Regions from separate parts of the Homo sapiens genome. Here region 2 is linked to region 1. The links are chromatin loops, found by intact Hi-C in ENCODE. Cell type or tissue: ascending aorta. All regions are shown on one strand. Links, peaks and the distances in the headings refer to the core of each region. The heading gives the core; the rest is flanking DNA. Region 1 holds the start of GPRASP1 (G protein-coupled receptor associated sorting protein 1). Region 2 holds the start of BEX5 (brain expressed X-linked 5).

The links. Peaks named below come from ENCODE experiments on the same cell type or tissue, not always from the same donor. Only the 100,000 strongest peaks of a DNase experiment are listed, where the experiment ranks them.
Region 2: a loop joins it to region 1, with 4 times the contacts of the local background. A loop is called at or near these places in 4 of 110 quality-filtered maps.

The regions. Positions count from the first base shown.
Region 1 is chrX:102,642,162-102,657,221 of GRCh38, forward strand. All of the region lies in intron 4 of ARMCX5-GPRASP2 (ARMCX5-GPRASP2 readthrough), which reads left to right. It overlaps GPRASP1 (G protein-coupled receptor associated sorting protein 1), which reads left to right and starts at 9,322. Exons shown (of 6, transcript NM_001184727.2): 1 at 9,322-9,434; 2 at 9,526-9,572; 3 at 10,014-10,104; 4 at 10,670-10,737; 5 at 11,060-11,137; 6 at 11,419-15,060. The coding sequence starts at 11,753. In ascending aorta, for the core only: a CTCF peak has its summit at 10,420; DNase peaks (open chromatin) are centred at 9,290 and 10,380; H3K4me3 peaks cover 2,224 bases; H3K27ac peaks cover 1,640 bases; H3K27me3 peaks cover 323 bases.
Region 2 is chrX:102,143,932-102,158,793 of GRCh38, forward strand. BEX5 (brain expressed X-linked 5) reads right to left here and starts at 12,046. Exons shown (of 3, transcript NM_001012978.3): 1 at 11,928-12,046; 2 at 10,813-10,879; 3 at 9,781-10,371. The coding sequence starts at 10,334. The coding sequence ends at 9,999. It overlaps LOC105373299 (a long non-coding RNA gene), which reads left to right. Exons shown (of 3, transcript XR_007068283.1): 3 at 1-34. RefSeq lists an enhancer at 11,863-12,002. In ascending aorta, for the core only: a CTCF peak has its summit at 10,471 (motif pointing right); DNase peaks (open chromatin) are centred at 10,770 and 12,060; H3K4me3 peaks cover 2,217 bases; H3K27ac peaks cover 1,625 bases.

The DNA.
Region 1 (15,060 bases), core at 7,061-15,060:
TTTTCAGATGGATAGATTGCAAAAATTTTCTCCCATTCTTTAGGCTGCCTGTTCACTCTGATGATAGTTTATTTTGCTGTGCAGAAGCTCTTTAGTTTAATTAAATCCCATTTGTCAATTTTGGCTTTTGTTGCCATTGCTTTTGGTGTTTTAGTCATGGGTAAAATTTTTTGATGAAGTCCATTTAATCTATTTTTTTTCTTTTCTTAATCTTGCTTTTGGTATTATATCCAAGAAACCATTGCCAAATCTAAGGTCATGAAGGTTTACCCCTATGTATTTCTATTAGTCCGCTCTCACACTGCTATGAAGAAACACCGAAGACTGGTTAATTCATAAAGGAAAGAAGTTTAATTGACTTACAGTTTCACATTGCTGGGGAGGCCTCAGGAAACTTACAATCATGGCGGAAGGCAAAGGAGAAGCAGGCACCTTCTTCACAGGGTGGCAGTATGGAGTTAGTGCAAGCAGGGTAAATGCCAGACACTTACAAAACCACCAGATCTTGTGAGGCTCACTCATTATCACGAGAACAGCATGGGGGAAGCTGCTCTCATGATCTAATTACTTCCACCTGGTCCTGCCCTTGACGCATGAGGATTATAGGGGTTATGCAGGTTACAATTCACGATGAGATTTTGGATGGGGACACAGCCAAACCATATCTCTATTCTAAGAGCGTGATACTTTTAGCTCTTATATTTATGTCTTTAATCTATTTGGAATTAAATATTACATATGGTATGAAGAGGAGTCTAGCTTATTTTTTATTTCAGCAAAATATTCATTATATTACATAATCATGTAAGTTATATGCAGTGAAATCTCCCTTCCATGGTATGATACTTCAATAGATTAACCAAGTCCCCAAAATAGGTAGGAAGAAAAATATTGTATCCACTGGAACTGCAAGATGAACAGTATGTAGCCTTTTTACAAGGCTTTTTTTACTTAGTAATATGCATTTAAGTTTCATCCAGATCTTTTCATGGCTTGATAGCTCATTTATTTTTAGTGGTGGATAGTATTCCATTTTCTGGATATGCCGCAGTTTATGTTAATCTAGTAGAGGACATCTTGGTTACTTCCAATTATTGGCAATTATAAATGAAGCTGCTAGAAACATCCATGTGCAAGTTTTTGTGTGGACATACGTTTTCAACTCACTTGCATGAATACCAAGGAGTTCCACTTCGGTATTATTTGCTAAGAGTATATTTAGTTTTCTAAGAAACCATGACCATCTTCCAAAGTGGCTATACCATGTTGCATTCCTACCAGCACTAAATAAGTTTCTGTTGCTCTACCTCCTTTGCAGCACTTGGTGGTGTCAGTGTCCTACATGTTGACCATTGTATTAAGTGTATAATGGTATCTCACTGTTGTTTTAATTTGCATTCTCCTGATGACATACAATGTGGAGCATCTTTTCATATGTTTATTTGCCATCTGTATATCTTCTTAGGTGAGGTGTCTGTTAAGGTCCTTAGCCCATTTTTTAATCCTGTTTGTTTTCGTATTGTTGGGTTTTAAGAGTTCTTCATATATTATAGATAACAGTTCTTTATCACATATGTCTTTTGCAAATATTTTCTCCTGGTTTGTGGCTTATCTTCTCAGATAACAGTGCCTTTCTCAGAGTAGAAGTTTTTACTTTTAATGAAGTCCCGCTAACCAATACCTTATTTTGTGAATCATACCTTTGGTATTATATTTAGAGAATTGTCACCCTACACAAGGTAATCTAGACTTTTAGAAAATGTAACCATCTAGGAGCTGTAGTTTTGCATTTTACTTTTAGTTCTGTTAGCCATTTTGAGTTAATTTTGTGACATGTGTAGAGTCTGTGTCTAGATTTTTTTTGCATGTGGGTGTTGAGTTGTTTCAGTATAATTTATTGAAAAGACTCTCTTTTCTCTGTTGTATTGCCTTTGCTCCTTTGTTAAAGATCAGTTGGCCATATTTACATGGGTCTGTTTCTGGGCTCTCTGTTCTGTTGCATTTATTCGCCTGTCCTTTCATTGATACCACACTGTTTTGATTACTATAGCTTTATAGTAATTTTTAAAGTTGGGTAGTGTTGGTCCAACTTTGTTCTTCTCCAATAGTGTGTCAGCTACTATGGGCCTTTTGCCTCTCCATATAAACTTTAGAATCAGTTTGTCAGTACTTACAAAACAACTTGCTGCAATTTTGGTTGGGATCGCACTGAATTTATAGATTAAATTTGGAAGAATTAATATCTTGACAATATTGAATCCTCCTATCCATGTACATGGAATATCTCTGCATTTATTTAGTTATTTTATTTCCTTCATCAGTGTTTCATAGTTTCACTCATATAGATATTGTGCATATTCTGCTAGATTTATACCTAAGTGTTTCATTTTTAGGTGCTAATGTAAATGTTATCATTTTTAAACTACAAATTCTACTTTCTCATTGCTCGTATTTAGGAAAGTCATTTTTAAAATATATTAATCTTGTATCCTGCAACGTTGCCATAATTACTTATCAGTTCCAGAAGTTTTTTTGTTGTTGTCAGTTCTTTCAGATTTTGTACATACACAGTCATTTCATCTGCACATGAAAACAGTTTTCTTTCTTCCCAGTCAGTATAACTTTAATTTCTTTTTTCTTGTCTTTATTGCATTAGCTAGGACTTCCATTATGATGTAGAAAAGCAGTGGTGAAAGGGAAAATATCTGCCTCATTCCTGATCTTACTGATAAATCAAGTTTCTCACCATTAAGTATGATGTTAGCTGTAGGTTTTTGGTAAATATCCTTTATCAAGTTGAGGAAGTTCTCCTCTATTTTTAGTTTGCTGAGACAACTTTATTCTTTTATCTGTGGATATCTGGTTCTCTCATTACCACCACCACATATAGAGAACGGACAAGATTTTTAATAAATGGTGATTGCGTCCTCTATTAGTTTGTTTTCATGCTGCTGATAAAGATGTACCCGAAACTGGGAACAAAAAGAGGTTTAATTGGACTTACAGTTCCACATGGCTCAGGAGGCCTCAGAATTATGGCAGGAGGTAAAAGGCACTTCTTACACAGCGGGAGCAAGAGAAAAATGAGGAAGAAACAAAATCAGAAACCCCTGATAAGCCCATAAGATTTTGTGAGTCTTATTCACTATCACAAGAATAACACGGGAGAGACCAATCCCTGATTCAATTACCTCCCTCTGGGTCCTTACCATAACACGTGGGAATTCTGGGAGATACAATTCGAGTTGAGATTTTGGTGGGGACATGGCCAAACCATATCATTTCACCCCTGGCCCCTCCAAATCTCATTTCCTCACATTTTAAAACCAATTATGTCTTCCCAGCAATCCCCCAAAGTCTTAACTCATTTCAGCATCAACCCAAAAGTCCACAGTCCAAAGTCTCATATGAGACAAGGCAAGTCCCTTCTGCCTATGAGCTTGTAAAATCAAAATCAATCTAGTTACTTCCTGGATAAAACGGGGGTGTAGGTATTGGGTAAATACAACCATTCCAAATGGGAGAAATTGGCCAAAACAAAGGGGTTACAGGGCCCATGCAAGTCTGAAATCCAGTGGGGCAGTCAAATTTTAAAGCTCCAAAATGATCTCCTTCAACTCTAGGTCTCACATCCAGGTCATGCAGATGCAAAAAGTGGGTTCCCACAGTCTTGGGCAGCTCTGCCCTGTGGCTTTGCAGGGTACAGCCTCCCTCCTGGCTGCTTACATGGGTTGGCATTATCTGTGGCTTTTCCACGCACACAGTGCAAGCCGTCAGTGGATCTATCATTCTGGGGTCTGGAGGATGGTGGCCCTCTTCTCACAGCTCCACTAGGTGGTGCCTCAGTAGGGACTCTGTGTGAGGGTTCTGACCCCACATTTCCCTTCTGCACTGCCCTAGCAGAGGTTCTCCATGAGGGCCCCACCCCTGCAGCAAACTTTTACCTGGGCATCCAAGCGTTTCTTACATCTTCTGAAATATAGGCAGAGGTTCCCAAACCTCAGTTCTTGACTTCTGTACACCTGCATGCTCAACACCACGTGGAAGCTGCCAAGGCTTGCGGCTTCCACCCTCTGAAGCCACAGCCCAAGCTGTATGTTGGCCCCTTTCAGCCACAGCTGGAGCAGCTGGGACACAGGGCACCAAGTGCCCAGGCTGCACACAGCATGGGGGCCTTGTGCCCAGCCCACAAGAACACTTTTCCTCCTGGGCCTCCAGGCCTGTGATGGGAGGGACTACTGGGAAGTTCTCCGACATGGCCTGGAGACATTTTTCCCATGGTCTTGGGGATTAACATTAGGCTGCTTGCTACTTATGCAAATTTCTGCAGCTGGCTTGAATTTCTTCCCATAAAATGGGTTTTTCTTTCTTATCGCATAGTCAGCCTGCAAATTTTCCAAACTTTTATGCTCTGCTTCTCTTATAAAACTGAATGCCTTTAACAGCATCCAAGTTACCTCTTGAATGCTTTGCTGCTTAGAAATTTCTTCTGCCAGATACCTTAAATCATCTCTCTGAAGTTCAAAGTTCTACAAATCTCTAGGGCAGGGGCAAAATGCTGCCAGTCTCTTTGCCAAAACATAACAAGCGTCACCTTTGCTCCAGTTCCCAACAAGTCCCTCATCTCCATCTGAGACCACCTCAGCCTGAATTTTATTTTCCATATCACTATCAACATTTTGGGCAAAGCCATTCAACAAGTGTCTAGGAAGTTCCAAACTTTCCCACATTTTCCTGTCTTCTTCTGAGCCCTGTTCCAACCTCTGCCTGTTACCCAGTTTCAAAGTCGCTTCCATATTTTGGGGTGTCTTTTGAGCAACACCCCACTCTACCGGTACCAATTTACTGTATTAGTTTGTTTTCACGCTGCTGATAAAGACATACCCGAGACTGGGAAGAAAAAGAGGTTTAATTGGACTTACAGTTCCACATGGCTGGGGAGGCCTCAGAATCATGGCAGGAGGTAAAAGGCACTTCTTACATGGCAGTGACAATATAAAAATGAGGAAGAAGCAAAAATAGAACCCCCTGATAAACCCATCAGATTTTGTGAGACTTATTCACTATCATGAGAATAGCACTGGAAAGACTGGCCCCCATGATTCAATTACCTCCCCCTGGGTCCCTCTCACAACATGTGGGAATTCTGGGAGTTACAATTCGAGTTGAGACTTGGGTGGGGACACAGTCAAACCATATCAAGTCCCATCAATGGAATGTGAGTGGAAATGATGTGAGCATTTCCTCACCATGGATTTTAAGAAGGAAATCAACTACTTCTATTCTCCTTTTTCTCATTTGCTGGCTGGATGCAGGCTGTGGTGAGGCCCTATCATGATGAGGCAGGAAGTGATGGTTAGTTAATGAGAAACAACAACAAAAGGTAGTGTAGTTTTCTCATTATTTTTTCTATTATAGAAAGCAATTTGACATTCCATTAATTTCTAATATTTATTGACATTGTGGAAATTCAGGTTTTCTTCTCCCTGTAAAGCTAATTAGCTCTCCTTGCCAGCTCCTATAGTTCTAAAAATCCTCAAGGGGTATTTCCTATGTCCTGAATTTTTGGGGTTTTCCTGTGATTCTTCCAGTTGTTGCTGCCATTCTAAGCTGTATTGCCAGGCATTTAATGTCCTCTAATTAACTGTTCTCTCTAATTTCCTAACTCCACCTATACACAGGGTTTTCATGATGTCAGATCTGAGTAGTAGTCAAAAGTTTAAATCCATGTTAGAAAGGAGGATATTTTCCTCTCTTTAGGTTATGCTTTATTAATGGGTTCCTTACACTGGAGCATTACAGAGTTTACTTAAAGACAGTTATTTCCTGGATATGTATAAACCTGCCTTTGCTATGACAGATATACAGTTGAGGGTTTGTGTTGGAATAGGCACAAATAGGAGTTCTATAATAATTTCAGTGTTGCTATTAGAATATCTATACTTCCCTAATGGCAAGGCATTGTTCATGGGCTAGGGTCCTTGTGCGTGACTTGGTTTTTCTTCAAGATTAATTCTCTTGAAGTAGACCCCACCCCAAATATGACCTGAAAATATTCTTGGGCCAGGCCTCCCCACCAGTTCTGCAAATGTACCCTGTCTCAAGAAGTAGAGACAGGCTGAGATCTTTCCCATAGCATTTTCAGGCTACACTGAAAATAGACATCTGTTGGGCCAATTTCACCATATAGTTCACCAGACCAACCTCAGCCTAGTTATTCCTGACTACAGGGGACTTTAATTTCTGTGTACAACCTTTGAAACTTTGAGATAGAAGAAGGGGATACATTATAAGAAAACACAGGGTTTGGCTCAGCCTCGACCAAAAGAGAAGTCTCAGAAGGAAGCTTTGCTTGAGGCCCATAAAGGACAGTATAGAGGCAAGTAAAACTAAATAGGCAAAAACAAGTCCATGACCATGGTGATTGAGACAGACAAGAGGAGAACAGGCAAGTGATAGGCTGGTGTGCAAGTTCATGAGCATGCTTGGGGGTGGTGGGTGGGATTTGGAAGAAAACAGTGAGTATGATGAGTGAGCACAGTTGCATCTGTATCATGGACTTAATGCTTATGGATTATTTGGCTCTGACATTTAGATTTCAGTGGTAAGTCAGGGTTACACAGGTGCTAGTGTAGGCACTGAGGAGTAGAAAGATGACTGTTGCAATTTATTGAACTAGAATCAATTATAGGAGGAAATAAATAGTGCTTAGCAGTCAGAGTATCTTATTTCAATCTTTTATTTGCTCAAAGGTTTTAAAAATAATAATCTATTTGATACATACCCATACAAAGCTAACATATGAAAAGCTTAAAGTAGGGCCTTTATCACTTCAATACATACTAACCAATACAAGACCATGTTTTCTAAGAGTACTGACAACAAATTGTCCAACACACATTTTAAAGTCTCACACAGTAAAATTTGTCAGCTTTTGGTAGAACCATTCCTCTGTCAGTAAATATCTTGGAATAAAGATCCTAGCACCTGCAGAATTACCACAGAAGCTTGTGCAAATGTGATTTTGGACATAATTATAAAACAGTAAAGGGGATTGGTGGCTGTATTGGTGAGATGAGCCCTAAAATATTTCTCAGAGACTGAAGCACAGGTAAAGAAAGGCAATGGGAATAGAATTCATCAGGATGGTGAGTGTATTCTGTTCCTACTCCTGCTATTGTTACCAACCAACACAGTGGGTGGGTTCAGTCGTTTGACATCAACCCCATGATCACAGCAAGGATTTAGTAAGGGGATTTATTACTTGTAACGAAGTAATGAGACCACCAGGGATACTTCCCAAAATAATGTCTCCCTGAGATGGGGGCTGGGTCAGGTTTTCATAAGCATTGGGTATTAAGGGTATATCCTGATGGCTTTGGATCTTACAATGAGGTGATGCTGAGAGGCATGATCTGACTGGATCCTGCCATCCAGTGTCCACTTCTTAATTCAGCCCTGGTCCTAATTCAAAACACTTACATTCTCCCTCTGATTGCATGCTTGGTTCATCTGAGGATGCTCAGGTAACATGATCTGAGGGTCCCCGGCAACTGAAAGACAATGCACAACTTTGTTATATAAAAGTTAAACCAGATAGGTCTGGTGCTGCTACCCTGTAACCAGTTACCATACATGGAATGGCTTAAAATAATACCAATTTATTATTATCTTACAGTCCTGGAAGGTTGGAAATCTTCAAAGGGCTTCACCACACTAAAATCAAGATGTTGCCAGAGGAGCTATCCCTCTGGCATTTCTAGGGAAGAATCTGTTTCTTTGTCTTTTCCAGGTTCTGGAGACAGCCTGTATTTCTTGGATCTTGGCTTCCTTCCATCTTCAAAGCCAACGATGACCAGTGTAGACTTTCTATGCTGCTTCAATCTGACATGGAGTCCCTGCCTTCCACATCTAAAGTACCCTTGCAATTACATTGGCCAAGATAACCCAGAATAATCTTAAATTAAACTCAGCTGAATAGCAATCTTAATGATCCTTTGTCAGGTAATATAAAATGGTACATGTTCTGGAGAACAGGACATGGACATCTTTAGGGGACCGTTACCTGCCAAACACAATGAGGGTAGTGTCTAAATGAGTTTTCAAATGGACAACAGTAACAACATCAACTTGGTGTTTAACCACATTGCTCTGTCTGTCCCATGCAGGAAGCAGGGAAAGGAGGGGCTCAAGAGTAGAGGACGGATGTGGGGGTGAAAGAAGAGGATTCAAATGAGCCAGGTTGCTTTGTCTCGGGGAGGGGGGTGCACGGTGGGATCCTCTCCTGAGAATGACTGCTGAAACAATAGGTAGTTGTGGCAGGTGGCGGAGATCCAAGCTGGTTTGATACCAGCCACATTTCCACACTGCCAAATATCATGGCAAGAGAAGACTTGACAGGGAACCGAAGAGAAGCCAGGACCATCCCTACCTGGCGGCATCAAAGAGAGAGGACTGTTATGACCTCCTGCGGGTCCTGACAGGGAAAGGTCCTCTTTTGGGGGCAACTGTGGGGACGGTGCAATGCCAACGTGAGCCACCATTTGAAATGAGAAACAGCGGTGTGGCAGAAAGAAATGAGTCTGGTGCAGACCAGTGGTTGGTTTCCTAGGGTTAGAGGTCTAGGTCTACCTTCTTTTAGAAGAGGGGCAGTGGTGAGTCCTTGATGGGAGCCCCCTGCCCCGGAGTTCACTTAAGAGCAGGTGTACCTTCCTCCCCTGCGTGGCTCCACGAAGCTGGGAAAGAAACGCACAGGACGACCACCCTAGAACCCCGGGCCTGTCTGGACTGAAATCGCCTCTCCCCTCCCACACTGCAGTGCTGACACCCCCTCTCCCATTAACATCCAGGAAGGAGGGTGAGCAGACTAGGGAGGGGGAGAGGGCAAACACCCAGCAGTCCTTATAGGGGGGCGGTTGGGGCGGGGGTGCAGACACACCAAGGGACGGTTTGGTATCCATCCGCTGCTCCCTCCAGCGCGGCTCTTCGCGACCTCGCGATCCTGTCCTCCGCCCGGCCCCGCAGCCGCCCGCCGGTGCCATATATTATAGCAGCGCCAGAAATGTGGTGGTCGTCGCCACGTTAGGGTCCGCGGGGTCCTCCTGAGGCAGCCTGGTGCCAACCCGCAGGCCCCGGCTGGGGCTCGTCCTGGCCCCGCCCACCTCTGGGTCGGAACTATGGTGGTTCTGTGAGGGGGGGCGTCCTGCACTTTCGCGCCGTATCCCTCCGCCCCCCTTCCCGACACCCTCGCGGAGAGCGGTTCTTGCCGCATCCTGCGCAGCCCCTGCCCAGTTTGGTGCAGAGGCGTGGGGGGCGGGACTCGTCTTTGCCATTCGGATCGCTGGGAAAGCGGTGGGAATCCAACTGAAGAGCAGCCAGAGGAGAGCTGAAGAGAGGAGGGGGAGGCCGATGACCTGGGCTCTGGGCCTCTGAAGGCAAGTAGGGGTGCGTGAGGTGGGGGGCCGTGGTGTGGGGGTGGTCCGCCAGGGTGGACCGGCTGGCAACCTGCCCCCCGGACCCTGACAGCCTGGCAACGAGGAGACGATCCGTTCGGAGCCGGGCGCTAGAGAGAGGTGCGCAGTGCCCGAGATCCCTGGCTATGGGGAGGCGGTGACTGGTGCGGGCCAGGCCGGACCAAGGGCTGAGGGGCTGGCTCCAGAGGCACCGTCAGATCGTCTGGAGGAGAACCGCGCTGACCGCTTCCCAGCCAGCTTTGCAGGCGCCCGCGCGCAGCCCTCGACGGTTTCGGTACCGAGAGACGGCTGTGGGGGAGGCTCCTGCGGGAGAAATGGCCAAACGGGAGCCGTGTTGGGGGGCGCCCGGGAGGCAGTTGGGGGGCGCCTGGGGGGGCCCTCGTGGGCCAGCGTCCCAGCTCTGTGCCTAGCCCGTGGGAGGTGGGTCGCGTTCGCTGCTCCGGGCCCTGATTCCGGAAAGGGGCCTGTGGGGCCCCGTGTCCTGGGTGCTGTCCCTTCCCACAGACTCCAGGTTGATGTCAAAGTCTGTCTGCGCGGTAGGTCTGGCGTATTCTGACAGGACACAGTGAGCATCTGTAGAGGAGAGGCTTGAAATAAAGGAGGAGCACGAATATTCCCTGGATTTCTGGAGGTGTGTGGGGATGTGGGGTGGGTGCCAAACACTGGAGAACCGAATCGGGGTGGGGGACTGCGACCAGAGCAGGTCAGGCATCCAGGAGCACCTCTTAATCTTCCCCTCTCTAATGGTGTTCCAGGCGCTTCCCCCACCTTCCATCCCCATCTGCCTCCCCCACCGTCCTAAACTGGGGGCTTGAAAGGGTGAGCTTTGGAGGTAGGGGTGATGAGGGAGACATACTGACAAGTACCAATTCACGACCTGTTTTCTAGAATATGTGGCGCCCTTCCCCCATTTTCTGCTGCGCAGAGCAAGGGGATGTGGCGCACCTAGTGGTGAATCCTCAGAATTGGAGAAGGGAGTAATGAGAAGAGTATGACGTCAAGAGAAGGAGTTGTTATCTCTAGAACCTTGAAGCAGGGCCTAAACAAAACGAGAATATTCCACCAGCAAAACCCCGAATGTTGAAAGACAGATATCAATAATATGGGGATTCTTATCCTTAGCGTTGGTCTCTCTACCAAGGGCTTTACTGCCACCCCTCATTTCCTGTCTTACTTTTTCATCTGTTTGTCCATAGGCCTGCTTTAAGGCTGGCCAGTTCTGCAAGAAAGGCAAGGAGGAGGAGACTGGCTCACACCTCTGGAGGTTGGTGAGAAGGGGGAGGGGGCAATTCAGGGGACAGTTGGAGAAAGAGAGCATGGCAGGTGGCTTTGAGACCAGTGGGTGCAGACCCACTTCTACTCTGCTGGATTTGCACAGTGCCAGCATCCTTTTTATTTCTTGCAGGGGACATGAGATAGGTGTAGGTTGTGTTGTGACTCAGAAAGACCTGAGAGCAGGGACCAGGACACAGGAAACCATAGATACATTGAACCCTTGAATGGGAAGACAGATATTTGTCACAGGAGCCAGAGTGCTTGCCTATCTACCATTCTCCATTCTCTCCTGTATGTTTACTTGTCTGTAGGACCCCCTTCTGTCAGCTGTGGGGCTTGACACTACTTGAACAAGAAAAGGAGGGGGAAACTGCACCACATAAGTGAAGGTTGGTATGAGAGTGGGTATACTTTTGGGCGGGGTAGTGGAGACCAGCATGGGTCCGGGAGTGCTTAGGGTCCAATCTGGGGACTTCTTGGCCCCTCCCATTGCCGACACACTTTCCCACCATTGTTGGACCTGTTTAATAGGAGGCAGCCGGTCCAGAGAGACTTTCTCAAAGCCCAGCTGTCCCACCTAGCATTCAACATCAGTCTCACTGCATATGTCTCTGCATGGGATGACATAATTGGAAGAGACTCAAAGCCCCATTTCATTCTCTCTCCCTAGATCCACCTCCAGTGGCTGCTCTGCTGGTGGTGGGGTTGCTGCTGACAACCACCCTCAACGGGTCTGCACCCATCCAGGAAATCTCTGTCTTCCTCAAGCTTGGTTGTGCCTGTTCTACACTCTATCTGTATTATTGAATTACTGACTGAGACTGTGTTTGGGAAGGAGGCTGAGTGACTACTGGACTGGATATTGACTCTAACTCTTGTTTCCAAGCTTATATCCTCAATCACCTAAAGATCAGAGTGTGAAGAAACAAACCTGTGACAGATCTGTGGTTGAGGTTTAGACTGGGGGAGGAGTATAGTACTGGACTTTCTTTGTAACTTGTACCATGACTGGGGCAGAGATTGAGTCTGGTGCCCAGGTCAAGCCTGAAAAGAAGCCTGGGGAAGAGGTTGTAGGTGGGGCTGAGATAGAGAATGATGTCCCTCTGGTGGTCAGACCCAAGGTTAGGACCCAGGCCCAGATAATGCCTGGGGCAAGGCCCAAGAATAAGTCCAAGGTTATGCCTGGAGCAAGCACCAAAGTTGAGACAAGTGCAGTGGGTGGGGCACGCCCTAAGAGTAAGGCCAAGGCAATACCTGTTTCACGATTTAAGGAAGAAGCCCAGATGTGGGCTCAGCCCAGGTTTGGTGCTGAAAGATTGTCTAAGACAGAGAGAAACTCCCAGACCAATATCATAGCCTCTCCACTTGTCAGTACTGATTCTGTCTTGGTTGCTAAAACAAAGTACCTGTCTGAGGATAGAGAACTGGTTAATACAGACACTGAGAGCTTTCCTAGAAGGAAGGCCCATTACCAAGCAGGATTCCAGCCTTCTTTTAGGTCAAAGGAGGAGACCAATATGGGGTCCTGGTGCTGTCCTAGGCCTACATCCAAACAAGAAGCCTCTCCTAATTCTGATTTCAAATGGGTAGACAAATCTGTGAGTTCCTTGTTCTGGAGTGGAGATGAGGTCACTGCAAAATTTCATCCTGGGAATAGGGTAAAAGACAGTAACAGATCCATGCACATGGCCAATCAAGAGGCTAATACCATGTCTAGGTCCCAAACTAACCAGGAGCTCTATATTGCATCTAGTTCTGGTTCTGAGGATGAGTCTGTTAAGACACCCTGGTTCTGGGCCAGAGATAAAACCAATACCTGGTCTGGGCCCAGGGAAGATCCCAATAGCAGGTCCAGGTTTAGGTCTAAGAAAGAAGTCTATGTTGAATCAAGTTCTGGATCTGAGCATGAAGACCATTTGGAGTCCTGGTTTGGGGCTGGAAAGGAGGCCAAATTCAGGTCCAAAATGAGAGCTGGGAAGGAGGCCAATAACAGGGCCAGGCACAGGGCCAAGCGAGAAGCTTGCATTGATTTCATGCCTGGGTCTATAGATGTAATTAAAAAAGAGTCCTGTTTCTGGCCTGAAGAAAATGCTAATACCTTTTCAAGGCCCATGATCAAGAAAGAGGCCAGGGCCAGAGCAATGACAAAGGAAGAGGCCAAAACCAAGGCCCGAGCCAGGGCCAAGCAAGAAGCCAGGTCAGAGGAGGAAGCCCTCATTGGGACCTGGTTCTGGGCTACAGACGAGTCCAGCATGGCAGATGAAGCCAGCATAGAGTCCAGTCTACAAGTGGAGGATGAGTCCATAATTGGGAGTTGGTTCTGGACTGAAGAAGAGGCCAGTATGGGGACTGGGGCTAGCAGTAAATCCAGACCAAGGACTGATGGGGAGCGTATTGGTGATTCCTTATTTGGGGCTAGGGAAAAGACCAGTATGAAAACTGGGGCTGAGGCCACCTCTGAATCTATACTAGCAGCTGATGATGAACAGGTCATTATTGGTTCCTGGTTCTGGGCTGGTGAAGAGGTCAACCAAGAGGCTGAGGAAGAGACCATTTTTGGGTCGTGGTTCTGGGTCATTGATGCGGCCAGTGTGGAATCTGGTGTTGGGGTCAGCTGTGAGTCCAGGACAAGGTCTGAGGAAGAAGAGGTCATTGGTCCCTGGTTTTGGTCTGGAGAACAAGTTGATATAGAGGCTGGAATCGGAGAAGAGGCCAGGCCAGGAGCTGAAGAAGAGACAATATTCGGGTCCTGGTTTTGGGCTGAAAACCAGACCTATATGGATTGTAGGGCTGAAACTAGCTGTGACACCATGCAAGGGGCTGAGGAGGAGGAGCCCATTATTGGGTCCTGGTTTTGGACCAGAGTAGAAGCTTGTGTGGAGGGTGATGTCAACAGCAAGTCTAGCCTGGAGGACAAGGAAGAGGCCATGATACCATGTTTTGGAGCCAAAGAAGAGGTCAGTATGAAGCATGGGACTGGTGTCAGATGCAGATTTATGGCAGGGGCTGAGGAGACCAATAATAAGTCTTGCTTCTGGGCAGAAAAAGAACCCTGTATGTATCCTGCCGGTGGAGGAAGTTGGAAGTCTAGGCCAGAGGAGGAAGAGGACATTGTCAATTCGTGGTTCTGGTCCAGAAAATACACAAAGCCAGAGGCCATTATAGGGTCCTGGTTATGGGCTACAGAAGAGAGTAATATAGATGGGACTGGAGAAAAGGCCAAGTTACTGACTGAAGAGGAGACCATAATCAATTCCTGGTTCTGGAAAGAAGATGAAGCCATTTCAGAGGCTACTGACAGAGAAGAGTCCAGGCCAGAAGCTGAGGAGGGGGACATTATTGGTTCTTGGTTCTGGGCTGGAGAAGAGGACAGACTAGAGCCAGCTGCTGAGACTAGAGAAGAAGACAGGCTAGCAGCTGAGAAAGAAGGTATTGTTGGGTCCTGGTTTGGGGCCAGAGAAGAGACCATTAGAAGAGAGGCTGGGTCTTGCAGCAAATCCAGTCCTAAAGCTGAAGAGGAAGAAGTCATTATTGGGTCCTGGTTCTGGGAAGAAGAGGCCAGTCCGGAGGCAGTGGCAGGAGTCGGCTTTGAGTCAAAGCCTGGGACTGAGGAGGAAGAAATCACTGTTGGGTCCTGGTTCTGGCCTGAAGAAGAAGCCAGTATACAGGCTGGATCTCAGGCAGTAGAGGAAATGGAGTCAGAGACTGAAGAGGAAACCATTTTTGGGTCCTGGTTCTGGGATGGAAAAGAAGTCAGTGAAGAAGCAGGACCATGCTGTGTATCCAAGCCAGAGGATGATGAAGAGATGATTGTTGAGTCCTGGTTCTGGTCTAGAGACAAAGCCATTAAGGAAACTGGAACTGTGGCCACCTGTGAGTCCAAGCCAGAAAATGAGGAAGGGGCCATTGTTGGGTCTTGGTTTGAGGCTGAAGATGAGGTAGATAACAGGACTGACAATGGAAGCAACTGTGGGTCCAGGACATTAGCTGATGAAGATGAGGCCATAGTGGGGTCCTGGTTCTGGGCAGGAGATGAGGCCCATTTTGAATCAAATCCTAGCCCCGTGTTCAGGGCCATTTGCAGGTCCACGTGTTCAGTTGAACAGGAGCCTGATCCTTCACGCAGGCCTCAGAGTTGGGAGGAGGTCACTGTTCAGTTCAAGCCTGGTCCATGGGGTAGGGTCGGCTTCCCATCTATAAGCCCCTTTAGATTTCCGAAAGAGGCAGCATCTTTATTCTGTGAAATGTTTGGGGGCAAACCCAGGAACATGGTACTTAGCCCAGAAGGGGAAGATCAGGAATCTTTGCTTCA
Region 2 (14,862 bases), core at 6,863-14,862, 500 kb before region 1:
CTTTTCAAATAAAGAATTTCTATTTATTTTATAATTTCTACATCTCTTTGTATTTTTACATCTTTACTGATATTGTGTATTTGCTGAGACATTCTTCTCTTTTTCTTTAGTCCTTTGTTTACGATTTCCTTTAGTTCTTCGAGCATATATAAGACAGTTGATTAAAAATATTTTCTAGATATTCTAATACACGGGCTTTTTCATGATAGTATCTAATTATTTCTTTCCTGTGTATGGGCTATGTTTTCTTATTTCCTTATATGCCTCACAAAGTTTTGTTGAAATCTGTATATTTTGATTCTAATATGTTGACTCTGGAAATTAGATTTTCCCTCTTCCTTGGGTTTTGTTGTTACTCTCTCGTGGGTTATTGTTTACTTAGTGACTTTTTAAAGTATTTTAGCAAATTATGTATTCTTTGTCATGTGTGGCCACTGAAGTCTGTGTTTTATTAGCTTATTAATCAGCTGGTGTTTGGATGCCGTTACTCTAAGTACCTAAAGCCAACAAAAGAAAAACAATAAATAAAAAAATAATTTCCTGGCCTGGCGCGGTGGCTCACACCTGTAATCCCAGCACTTGGGGAGGCCGAGGCAGGTGGATCGCCTGGGCTCAGGAGTTCAAGACCACCCAGGGCAACATGGTGAAACCCCGTCTCTACTAAAAATACAAAAAAATTTACCAGGTGTGGTGGCGCACGTCTCTAGTCCCAGCTACTTGGGAGGCTGAGACAGGAGAATCACTTGAGCCCCAGAGGCGAAGGTTGCAGTGAGCGGATATCATGCCACTGTACTCCAGCTTGGGCTAGAGAGTGAGGCTCCATCTCAAAAACAAAACAAAACAAAACAAATTTCCCAGTCTTTGCAGATGAACTCTGAGTTGGAGTACCTTTTTAATGCTTTGCATTTTTCTTATGCAGAGCCTGAAGCTCAAATTCAATGAAGTTGAATGCTTGCATTTTCTCTGGTCTTTTCTGAGTATGTGTCCCACCCTTGGCATACACATGGCCTTCTTGATTTTCCAGTATATATAAAGGGTTTTTTAAAATGCTTGTTCTTCCACATATCTTGTTTCCCTAACTCTTCCTTCTCAGGCTTCTCGGTCTGTTCATTGCTTATTCTGAGTGTTGTCCTTTGCTCCAGACTTCTTTGGTCAATACCTGTGATTTTAAATGCTTCTGGCAAAAGCCAACTGGAGAGCCAATGCAGCCCAAGCCCTGGGAGTCCTCCCAGTCTGGTGTAATGAAAGAAGCCTTAGTGATGAAAGTGCTGCCAGGCAGGCTGATAGCCATACCACACTTCTATGAGAATACGGTCCAAATTCCTACCACTGGTACTAGCTATCTAAACCAGGATAGTGGGCTATCATCAACAGATCACTGCTAATCTGGGGCATAGAGAATGGTAGATAGGCAATTGAAAATTTCTTTCTTACCACAAATTAGCAGCTTTTATTCTTCACCAAATTTTCCTCTCATTGTTATAATTTTTTGACTGGATTCCAGAGTTCTGAGAAAGCTGATGGTAGCAGTTTTTGCCAGCTCACTAATTGCTCATTATGGAGTTCCGGAGTTCCATACACTACCATTTTTAATGATGTTACTTGTGTTTCTATTTCTTTTTAAGTCAATTGGGTAGGTTGTGTCTTTTTTGGAATTCATCCCATTCATCTACCTTGTCTCATTTTTTTGTCATGCAGTTGTTAATAGTATTACCTTATAATCTTTTTTTATATATCTGTAGAGTTGCTAATGATGACCCCTCTTTTATTCCTGATTTTAATAGTTTCAGTCTTCATCATTTTTTATTGGTGAGTGTAGCTAAAGTTTTGTCAGGTTTTATATATATTTTCAAAGAACAAACTTTTAGTTTCATTGATGTTCTATTCTGTAATTCATTTATTTCCACTCTAGTGGTTACTATTCCCTTCCTTCTGATTTCTTTGATTTAAGTTGCTCTTCTTTCTGTAGCTTTTTAAGATGAAAGTTTACTGATATGGGATTTTCATCTTTTCAAAGTAAACATTTACTGTTACACATTTCCATCTAAATGCTGCTTAACTATATCCCATAACTTTTGATGTGTTGTGGGGTTTTTTTTTGTTTTTAAAGTATTTTCCAATTTCTCTCATGATATTTCAGGTTGAATTGAAGTACATTGTTTAATTTCCACATATTTGCAGGGTTTTTGAATTTCTTTATGTTGTTGATTACAAATTTAATTCCATTATGATCATGGAATATTATTTTTATAATTTCAATACTTTTAAGTGTATATAGGATTTTATTATTTATTATGTAGTCTTTCCAGGAAAATGTTCCATGGGTGCTTGACAAGAATGTGTATGCTTATGCTGTTTGGAGTGTTCTATACATGTCTGTTATTCCAGTTGGTTTTGTAGTTTTGTTTAAGTCTTCTGTTTCCTTGTTGATATTCTTATTTGTTTCATTTATTTTTGAATGTGTGGTTTTGAAGTCTCCAATTACTATTGTTAAATTATCTTGATTCTCTTCTAATTTTTTCCTTCTATTCTGTAAGTTTTTGCTTTATGTATTTTGGAAATCTGTTTTATGTTCATATATGTTTATAATTTTTGTATAGTCCTGAAGGATAGGACTTGTTATATAACACGTTTTTATTCTACGATAACATTTTTTGTCTTAATGTCTTTTTCATCTGACTCTTTTGGTTATTCTTTGCATAGTATATATTTTCCATCCTTTCACATTAATTTTATTTGCTTATTTAAATATATTCTCTTTTAGATAGTGTATAGTTGTATCATGCTTTTTTTTTTTTACCCATTCTGCTACTTTCTGCCTTTTGACTGAAGTGTTTAATCAACTTATATTTAATGCAATAATGATAAGGTGATATTTACATTTGCTGTTTTGCTATTTGTTTTCCATTTGTTGTGTGTTTTTGTTCCTCTATTTCTCCATTATTGAATTACTTTTAAAAGGATATTTTTTTGGCCTACCATTTTAATTCTCCTTTTTCTTGTACAAAGTTTTTGAATAATTTTCTTGTGTAGTTGGCCTAGGGATTAAAATTAGTATATTAATTTAAAACAAGTGAATTTGTATCAATAATTTTAATGGGATGCAAAACTATCTCCATTTCCTCTTTCCTCCTTTGTGATTTAGGAAGAGTGTCATAGAAATTACATCTTAGCCATTATATCTGTTTTGTAATTATTGTTTTATCAAGTTTTCTTTCTAATCTAATAAGAGAAAAATGAGTTACAGACAAATATACGTTTATAACTATTTGTATTTATTTCCTATTGTTGCTGTAACAATTACCACAAACTTAGTGGCTTAAAATAGGAAAAACTTATTCTCTTACAATGCTAGAAGTAAGAAATTAAAATGCCTTCATGGGGTTTTAACCAGAGTCAGCAGGTATCCACTGCCTTATTTTTTTCAACTTCTGGAGCTGAATTTCTTGTATTCCTTGGCTTACGTCCCCTTCATTCATCTTAAAAGCCAGCAGCATAGTATCTTCAAATGTCTCTCTGCTTCCATCATCACATACCTTTCTTTCTCCTTTGTGTCAAATTTCCCTGTGTCTCCTTATAAGAACACTTGTGATTGCATTTAGGGCCCACCTAGATAATTCAGGATAATTAAGACACTTAATAACATCTCAAGATACCTAATAACATCTTCAAAGTCTCTTTTTGGCATAAAAAGTAACATTCACAGGTTCCAGGGGTTTGGACATGCATAACTTTTGGAAACCCACTATTCTGTCTACCACACTGTCTTTTATATTTACCTATTTAGTTACCTTACTAGTGTTCTTTATTTCTTCATGTGGATTCATGTTACCATTTAGTGTTTTCTAATTTCAGCATGAAAGACTCATTGGTATTTATTGTAGGACAGTGCTGCTGATTAAAAATTACTCACTGTTTGTTATTTGAGAGTGTCTTAATTTATCCTTAAAGTTTTAAGGAGAGTTTCCAGACTAAGAAGTGTTAGTTAAGTCTTTTTCCTTCAACTTTCTGAAAATGTCATCTTACTGTCTTCTGGCCTCCATGATTTCTGATAAAAAGTCAGCTGTAGATTCGTGCTTTCCATCAAGTTCAAAAAGTATTTTGTCATTATTTCTTCAAATACATTTTCCTGAAACTTTTCTTTTTCCCCTCTTTATGGAATTCCCTTCGTGCCTATGCTTGTACGCTTGATGGTGTGCCATGGTTCTCTAATGTCTCTATATTTTTCTCCATTTTTCTTTGTTTTTTTGTTCCTTATACTCATAATCTTCATTTATCTATCCTCAAGCTCACTGATTCTCTCTTCGTTCACTTCAGACTCATTATTGAGCTGCTCTAACAAGTTTTTCATTACAGTTGTTTTCCGTTCAATGGAGAAAAGGTAGTCTTTTCCACAAATGATACTGGAAAAGTTGGATATTCTCATGCAAAAGAATGAACTTGTACTATTATCTCATATCATTTATAAAAATTAACTAAAAGTTGATTAAAGACCTTAATGTAAAATCTAAAACTATGAAAACCTTAGAGAAAAATAGGAGAAAGCTTGATGACATTGGTCTTGGCTGTTGCTTCTTCAATATGACACACAAAGTATAGGTAAAAAAAAATAGAAATTGATCAATATTTAACACTTTTGTGCATCACAGGACAGTGTCAAGAGAATGAAAATGCAACTTACAGGACAAAAGGAAATATTTGCAGGTCTATATCTGAAGAGGGATTAAAATCCAGAACATATTTTAAAACTTTCATAAGTCAGTGACAACAACAAAAAAAACCACATAGAACCCAATTTAAGAATGGGCAAATAAATTGAATCAACATTTCTCCAAAGATATACAAGTGGCCAATAAGCACATGAAAAGATGCCCAACATCACTAATCATTAAGGAAATGTAAATCAAAAGCCCAGTGAGATACCACTTCATGCCCATTAGGATCATTGTTATCAAAAAAATAAGCATTGGTGAGTGCTATGGTCTAAGTTTGTTCCCACCAAAATATATGTTGATATTTCATCCCCATTGTGGTGGTGTTGGAACATGAGGCCTAGTGGTAGATGTCTGGATCATGGGGATGGATCACTCATGAATGGCTTGGTGCTACTCTGGAGGTAGTTAGTGAGTTTACACTCTGATGAGACTGGATTAGTTATCACTGGAATGGGTTAGTTCCCTGGAAAGTGGGTTGTTGTAAAGCCAGGACACTCCTTGTGTTTTATCTCTTTGCACATCTCTGCTTTCCCTTTGAACTTCTCTGCAATGTTTTGATCTAATTCATGGCTTACAATAGAGGAAGAGCAGATGTGGGTGCCATGCTTCTTATATTTCCCAGCCCACAAAACCATGAGCTAAATAAACCTCTTTTCTTTATAAATTACCCATCCTCAGGTATTCTGTTTTAGCAACACGAAATGGACTAAGGCAAGTAGGGTGTGGAGAAATTAGAACCCTCACACACTGCTGGTAGGAATGTAAAATTATACAGCCACTAGGGAAAACATTATGGCCTTTCTTCAAAAAATTAACATAAAATCACTATATTTCATTTCTGGGTATATGCCAAAAATAATTGAAAGCAGACTCTGGAACAGGTATTTATACACCCGTGTTCCTAGCAGTATTATCAACAGCAGCTAAAAGGTGGAAGCAAGCCAAGTGTACATCAAGAGATGAGTGGATTAACAATATGTTATATGTACATACAAAAGAATATTAGTCAGCTTTAGAAAGGAATAAAGTTCTGCTACATGCTAAAAAATTAGTGAACCTTAAAAACATTATACTAGGTGAAAGAAGCCGGACATCAAAGGGCACATACTGTATGATTCCATTTATATGAGATACCTAGAAAAGTCAAATTCATATAGACAGAAAGTAGAACAGTGGTTACCAGGGGACATAGGGAGAGGAAAATGGGGACTAGGAAGTTATTGTTTATGAGTACAGGGTTTCAGTTTGTAATGACACAAAATTTCTGGAGATGAATGCCGGTGATGATTCTAAAACAGAATGAATGTACTTAATACCAATAAATTGTACATTTACAAATGGCTGAGGTGTAAACTTTATATTATGTATATTTTTCCACAATTAAAAATATCCGAAAACTTAACTACTTTAAAGTGAACAATGCAATGACATTTACCACATTCACAATGTTGTGCAACTACCACCTCTATCTAGTTCCAAACCATTTCCATCACCCCAAAGTAAAACCCCTCACCCACAAAGCAGTTTTTGATCGTTACTGTCTCCCCTAGTCCTTGATAACCACCAATATGTGTTATATCTTCTATCAGTCTACTAGGACTGCTATAACAAAATGCCACATACTGGGTGGTTTAAATAGTAGAAGTTTATTTTTCACAGTTCTGGAGGCTGGAAGTTCAAGATCATGGTGTCAGCAGGCTTGGTTTCTCCTGAGGCCTTTCTTTTTGGCTTGCTGATGGCTGCCTTTGCTCTTCGTCTCATCTTCTATTTTAATTTACGTTTTTAGTTGAGAAGTAAAAATTGTATATATTTATGGTGCACAAAATGATGTTTTCATATCCTTATACATTGTGGAAGTACTGAATTAAGCAATATAATACATGCATTAACTCACATACTAATCAATTTTTGTGGTGAGAACACTTAAAGTCTACTCTCCTAGCAACTTCAAGTAGACAATATTATGTTATTAACTATAGTCACCATGGTATAATTGATTTAGTGAACATATTCCTTTCTAACTGAAATTCCTTGAAGTTCCTTGAACTTTATTTACAGTCTTGCTTTACTTTGCAGAAGATTTAATATTTTTTACATGGTGAATGTCAATCTTTCCCTTTATGATTTAATGTTTTAAAATTTTTATTTTAGCTTTTTATATTATTTTTTGTGCCCATATACATCTTCTCCTTGCTACTCCTTTCCCTGAATTTGGGCGAACATTTATATTTTATTTTAGTTATTTTATTGGTTTGTTTTTAACATAATCTGGATAAAAATGTACGCACAAGTGATCCAACAAACTCTAATGTGCATCAGAATCACCTAAAGATTGTTAACAATGTAGCTACCTGAGTACCATTGCCAAAGAGTGGATTTTGGATGGTGCCAGAATTATGTATTTTAAACAAGCTCCAAGTGGAATTCTGAAGTATTTGATAGGCTAGCGAAGCTGGACGAACACTGGCAAATATTTTCTTAAAAGGATGTTTTTGTGATTTGGGGGTATAATTCCTCCCCTAGGGTATTTCTTTCACAAGATATAAATTCTATATAAACAAATTAACCTGCTTAGGGTAACACAATCAGGGATAGTACAGAGAAAATAAGCCAAAGATATTTTAGCCACAAATTTCACTCACTTCTCAACTCTACTCTACATCGGAATCACCACGGGATCTTTCACACTAAGGATCTGTTGGTCTCACTTTTAATGAGTCTGACTCAACTGGTTGGAATTGGGTACTGAGCTCCACTTTAAAGTATCCTCAGGTATTTCAAATCTGAAGCAAGGATTGAGAACTTATGCAGTAAAGACAATAGCATTAAAAAATAAAAAGTAGTTGTCTCTTTAAGAAGGGCACCGTCTGATGGGAAAATAATGCCTGATGTATATAGATTAATTAAATTCTATGTAGTGTTTTCACAGGTCTCAGATCTACCAATCAACTAACCACCCATTTCTATAAAATATAAGGTGGGGAGAGGGGTGTCTGAGATTGACTAAAGCTGGGGCCTCCACTTTAATTTATGTAAGTCCAGAGATGTCTGATTAACTATGGTACAGTGAGTATGGACTGAAACACATTTTTTTCTGAATTTTTAGCCAGTTCTTCAGGCAATTTTGATGCAGCTGGTCTATATAGCACATGCTGATAAACACTGACATATATAATGTTATGATAAGTGCATTTTTTTTGGAAATTGGCGTATAATGCTTCTTCTGCTGTGTTCCTTTTTAATTGCAAGCTACAGTGTGTAGGGAAAAGAAGCACTTGCCCATAAATAATCAGAAGCAACCCTGGGTCCAGATTGCAGGATTCAACTCAGCTATAATTAACTGTTGTGCCCTACAACTTATCAGGCCCTGTACTAAACACTAAGGGTACCAGTATAAATGAGACAAAATATTTACTGTGAGAAGGACACAGTTTAGTGGGGAACAGTGATGACTGTGAACAATGTTTTAAAATTGGGATTCACCTACCAGATCCCCAGTTCCTGCCATTATTTCCCATCAATCTGTAATTACGGGTTTATTTGGCACAGAAATCTCAAAGCAAAGGAAGAGGGAAACGTATCTGGATCCGTGTAAGTTAGTGTAGACTACTGGGGACTCCTGAGGTCAGGGTGGTGTGAACCAGAACAGTCTTGGGAACATAAAATTATCCCTACAACTCCTGTGTATGTGCAGAATGAAACCTGTAGCAATGTCTGCACAGAAAATTGATAGTCAAGGAGACTAAGCTATATTCATCAGAGGATGGAAGAGATAGTCCAATTCTGAGCACACTATCATGAGTGTCACTCAAATTTGTCTGGGAGAAGGGGATGAGGAAGGAAGTGGGAGAAAACCATAAAGGGCTGCTTGCATTTATAAGCAGTGTTGGTGAAGTATCTGCCTGGTTTAATTATAACTCTAAAGCAGGGAGGGACACTCTATACATTTTTGAAAAGGCAAAATGGGGATTCGGATTACTGAAGGTTCCAGAGAAATCGGTGGGTCTTTGTCATCTTTAGAAGTCCAGTACATCTGCAGTGGTAGAAGCCAGTGGAGGGAGCAAAACGCAAGAGAAGAGGAAGATGTGCCTAATAGTTATGGTATTATGCAGGAAAGAAAGCCAGAGTAGCAGATGAATAGAAAAGCATTTACAGTTGAGCATCCCTAATCCAAAAATCCAAAATCGAAGTGCTCCAAAATCCAAGGCTTTTTGAACATGACATGATGCTACAAATGGAAAATTCCACACCTGACTTCATATACGCAAACTTTGTTTCACACACAAAATTATTAAAAATATTGTATAAAATTACCTTCAGGCTATGTGTTTGAGGTGTATATAAAATTAAATAAATTTCATGTTTAGAGTTGGGTTTCATCCTCAAGACAGCTCTTTATGTACATGCAAATGCTTCAAAAACAGAAAAAAAACCCCAGAAATCTGAAATCTGAAATGCTAGTCCCAAGCATTTCGGATAATGGATTTTGAACCCGTACTCACCTGGAAATCAACTGGACTTGCTGATAGGCACTCTCCTTGGAATCTTCCCTAAATATGAAGGGCACTTAGAGGGCTGGAGCCTTGCATGTATAAATAGAGCAAGACACAGAGCTCAGTCATCACCTCATTTGATTCCCACAGCAGCCGTCTAAGGCATTTATAATGTAACGTACCTGTAATTATCAGGTACATGTTTCTAAATGAGAGATCCATAGGTAATATAAGATTTATATGTCTTTAAACTGTGTTTCAAGTGTTTATTAATTGCCCCCATTTCCTATATAAGTTGATTGGCAAGTTCCTTGCTTCTTACTTTTTTTTTCCCTGAAACATAGGAAACACATGTATTCATTTTGGAAAAGTGAGAAAAAGTGGATAACCAAGAAAAAAATAAAGAAATTTAAAAGTACCAGTAACTATACAACATAGAAAAAGCACATTCTGGTTTTCATTCATTCATATATATATATATATATATATATATATATATATATATATATTTCATATATATTATATATAGTGTGCATACGTACACATCTAAATGAAATAGTCTATCTGTAGACTGCTTTTAAATTGCTTTATTAACTTTACAGTATGCAATAAACATCTTTCCATGAAAGTTGATGAAAGTCCTCTTCTGACAGAAAAACTTACAGACTAGGTCAAAATGCAATCTCCAATCAGAAAATTGCAGAAGAATGCCAAAAGGTTCACATTAAAGGTACACCAGGAAAAATGCGAATTTAGAAAGCAGGGATTTTATGATTATTAACCTCAAGATTCAAGGCATAAGGCAAAACTCATCATGATGATCATGGTGAGGAGGGTCCCCTATAAGAATGCGCAGACTGTACCTCAACTGAAGTTCCCTAATTTTCCTCCTTAGCTCTCTCATCTCCTCCATGAACCGTTCCATATCATCTCCATCTCCATCTATCATATCAATGTTATCGACAAGCCTATTGGGCACATCCTCTCCAAAACCCGGGGCAGGTGGAGCCCAAACCCCTTTAACATTTCCTCCAGGCTCCTGGTATTCACCACCTCCTAAAGCGGGGGCTTCATTCTGCACTGGGGCCTTCTCCACAACTTTGTTTTCCTTGGGGACATTTTCCATGTTGAGTTTTTTTCCTGTTTTTTTTTTTTTTTTCTTCCTAGAAGATAAAAAGCAAGAAGAGGGAATGAATGCTTGATAGGATTCAGAGCTCTGTTTGGCAAAGGTTTTCCCACCTGAGAAACTTTATGAACCCTGTAGGGGGCGCCCCAGACCCAGCGCTGCCCCAAAGCCCATCATTTTCCCTGAAAATCCCTTCCCCAGGCCACTCCTACCGCCAAAATGCAAGACGACTTAGCGGAGGGGGACGATCATAGAGAGACCAGACTTCACCTCCCTGGGATCCTAATAAGCTCTCCAGGAGCGCCCCAGATCTCGCCCCTCTACTCCCTTCTTCCCTCATCAGATACAGGCTGTCATTTTATGAAGACTCTCCTAAGTTTCTCCTGCACTCAACTCGGGCAGGAAGGGCTGTGAGTCACCCAGATTCTGCTCTGATCCTTGATACCCCTACACCAGAGGGCCCCAGGCAACCTCCTACCTTCAGGGATCAGAGGCAGTCTTTCTCTCTTAGCCTTGAAATCGGCTGCACAAACGCACTTAAAGACCTGCAGACAAATGTGACAATTACCAGGACTGATCTTTTAATCAAAGGACCGGTAATGGGAGTTGATTTAGGGTTCTCCTAGTATTAGCACCTTCTGTTTCTCCTCCATCCTGTCTCACGGCTTCTTTTCCCACCCTGTGACAGGCTATCCCACCTTCCAGAAATAGGCATCAAAGATGATTATTTCCAAAACGTTTTAACCTCTTCTTTAGGCGCCCATCTCTACTGTTTCCTCTTACCTGTCATCTAGTTACCCTTTCTGCAACGCAGGCAACTTGCCTGGCGGGGGAGTTAGAAGAGCTTGCTGAATGAATACGTAGTTTATTCACAAAGAATTTCAATCTAGATATCCATCAGGCCCTCTCTCCACCCGATCCCCACTCCCATGCCCACCATTTTATGCATCAAGATGGACGATGAGTGAAGAGGTATGTGGGCATTGAAAACTAGGACCTGCTGCGGTCTCTGCGCTTTGTCATTCTCACTCCAGGATCTACAGGTAGCGCCCACGCTTACACCGACCGACCTGCTGAGACCAAAAACAGTTTCTCGCTCCTCGCCTCTGTCCCTCAGTCAGAAGCTCGCCCGCTCAACTGCCGCAATAGGGACCTGCTTTCCAGACCTAATCTCTGTCCCCCTCCTCTGCAGCAATTCCTCTCCTCGGCCCCCGCAGCCTATCATTTCCAGCTCTAAATGGGTAGAGGGTGAAGAAAAGATACCTAGAAGGCAGGCCTAAAACCTTGGCAGGGTCCGCCCTCCCCAACCCTTGGTTGCCGGCTGTACCTCCCTCCCGCGGACCTGCAGGAAGCAGGCTGTTTCCTTTCAGTCTCCTCCACCGGCTGGACTCCATCAGACATTGCCCGATGGCCGGCCTCCTAGGAGATCTCAAATGGTACCCATTCTCAATCCAGCCCCCTCGGGAGATCCTCTCCCCAACCGCTCCATTTCTCGCACTAAACGGGTGTGTATCTGGAAAGGGTGTGTATCCAGTCCTAGACCCGCTCTGGTCTTTGCCCTCTGCTGCTCACACACCGGTCAGCGCCACCTACCTGCCAGGGCTCAGGGGTCAGCTTCTACCACTTTCCACCTTTCCTGGGCAGCTGGCTCGCCTGCCTTCAGGGCAACAGCGAGCCGTCACACGGCCAGCGACAACTACCAGACTGCAACTAGGAGGAGGGACTAATCCACGCATTGGCTCTGGGTCTCCTAAGGGTCACGTCACTGTGAGCTCAGATTTCCAATTACCATTCACACCCGCAGTGCGGCAGGAGGGTGGGGGCGGGACTGTGGGCGGGGCCACCTTTCTCTTCATTCGTGCTTTCTCCACCACTACCACAGGCTACTATCCACCCCTCTATTTTTTTATTTAGCGATCCCCACGACCAAACGGGTCATAATATTTTGTATTTGGCTTGCTCTGGTTTCTGCTGGAGCTTTTAAAAAATCGCTTCTTCCTCTTCTATACACCTAAACGCACACTTCTCTCCCCTTCACGTCCAGCAAGTAAAGCCCTAACAGTCTTGTAGGGCTTGGTCCCAGATTGGAACCCGGAGAAGGGGTGGGGAGCGAGAGGCTAGGAAGTCTGGAAAATAGGCAGGAAGTGGTATTCAAATTTTTTTTTCACTTCAACTACTTTCCTTTTTGTTTGTTTATTTGGGAAGGGGGTTCCTTTTATTTTTCATCAGCATGCATTCATTTTGTTGTTGTTTTTATAACTAGACAATACAATTATTTTCAGTTGAAAAAACAGGATTCGAGTTGTAAAAACATGGCAATCTGTTTCTCCTGCTGAATCATATTATAAATATAAACCTTCCAGAAAGCATTCCCCTGCCTCCTTTAAGGACTTTGAAATAAGGCCGGGAGCGGTGGCTCGTGCCTGTGATCCTAGCACTTTGGGAGGCCGAGGTGGGTGGATCACGGGGTCAGTAGTTCAAGACCAGCCTGGCCAAGATGGTGAAACCCCGTCTCTACTAAAAATACAAAAAGTAGCTGGGCGTGGTGGCAGGCGCCTGTAATCCCAGCTACTCGGGAGGCTGAGGCAGGAGAATTGCTTGAACCTGGGCGGCAGAGGTTGTAGTGAGCCGAGGTAGCACCATTGCACACCAAGCCTGGGCGATAGAGTGAGACTCTGTCAAGAAAGAAAGAAGGAAAGAAAGAAAGAAGGAAAGAAAGAAAGAAAGAGAAAGAAAGGAAGAAGAAAAGAAAAGAAAAGAGGAAGGAAAGAAGGAAAGAAGTGATTTTCTCGTGAAGGATCTCTACATGTCCTTCCGTGAAATGATGCATTGAGTCTAATAGAGCCTCTCTGGTGGATTTTCATGTCTTGAGAACCTGTGACAAACTGATGATCTCCTCTAAATTGTATTAGTGTAACCACAATTTACAATAACACCTAGCCCTGATGATTCAGGACAATAATTTGGGGAAGCTACCCTGACAGATGAAAATGTATTGTGATGGACACATAGAGGGGAACAACACTGGGGCCTACAGGAGGGTGGAGGATGGGAGGAGGGAGAGGATCAGTTTACCTATATAACAAAGCTGCACATGTATTCCTGAACTTAAAATAAAAGTTTAAAAAGTATTGTGAAATTACAATGTTAAGATAATAGTGTACCAGAATAAATTTAGAACAAATGAACCAGAAAAGAAATTCAATTATCAAACCCAAATATGGAAAAAATGCTAGTAAATGCATTGAAATATTTTGAATCAGTGGGGAAAGGTTAGATTGAAGAAATTGTATCGGGATAATTGACTATTTTCAAAAACAATGAAGTGCCTTATCATTCTCATACACTTAAAAATAGACACTAAATGTTTGCATAAAAGACATTAAACCATTAAAAATAGAACTTAGCATGTTATTTTTTATATAATAGAATGGAAAAGTTGTTTTAAATACAGCACCAGATCCTGACAAGACCAAAAGGCAACTGGCTCAAATCTGCTGGGGACCCTCCAAGTCTCAGAAATGATTTAGAGTGCTCCTCAGAATTATCCTAACTAGTGATGAGAAGTTGGGGTATTTTTCTACAGACTTGGCCCTCTATTGGTGGATGTCACGCTGAGGATGTTAAAATCTCTGGCACTTTTAAGTTGTCCTACACCTGGGCTGAGCAAGTTCCCAAGGTACCAGAAAAAGCCCTCAGCAAAATTAGAAAACACAGGTAAGGTAGAAGGATAATATCAGTTTTATCCCCGCTACAGGAAATATACTATTCACATTTTACTCTAAATCAGTCCAAATATCTCCCTTCAAAAACAAAGATAATACACACATATTCATTTTCTTCTTCTTCTTCTTCTTCTTCTTCTTCTTCTTCTTCTTCTTCTTCTTCTTATTATTATTATTATTATTATTATTATTATTATTATTATTATACTTTAAGTTCTGGGATACATGCGCAGAATATGCAGGTTTGTTACATAAGTATACATGTGCCATGGAGTGATTTGCCGCACCCATCAACTCATCATCTACATTAGGTATTTCTCCTAATGCTATCCCTTCCCTTGCCCCCCCACCCCCAGACAGGCCCCAGTGTGTGATGTTCCCCTCTCTGTGCCCATATGTTCTCATTGTTCAACTCCCACTTATGAGTGAGAACATGTGGTGTTTGTTTTTCTGTTCCTGTGTTAGTTTGCTGAGAATGATGGTTTCCAGCTTCATCCATGTCCCTGCAAAGGACATGAACTCATCTTTTATATAGCTGCATAGTATTCCATGGTGTATATGTGCCACATTTTCTTTATCCAGTCTATCATTGATGGGCATTGGGTTGGTCCCAAGTCTTTGCTATTGTACACACATATTCATTTTCATATTTATAGATGTTTGGGTTGTTTGTAGTGTTCATTATCATAGATGATGTTGATTGAACTTCTGTGTACATAAAATTTTCATACTAATATCAAATTTTGAAATTTCTAGAACAGTCGTTTCTATATATGTGTGGATATTTTTCAGTGTCATAGAAG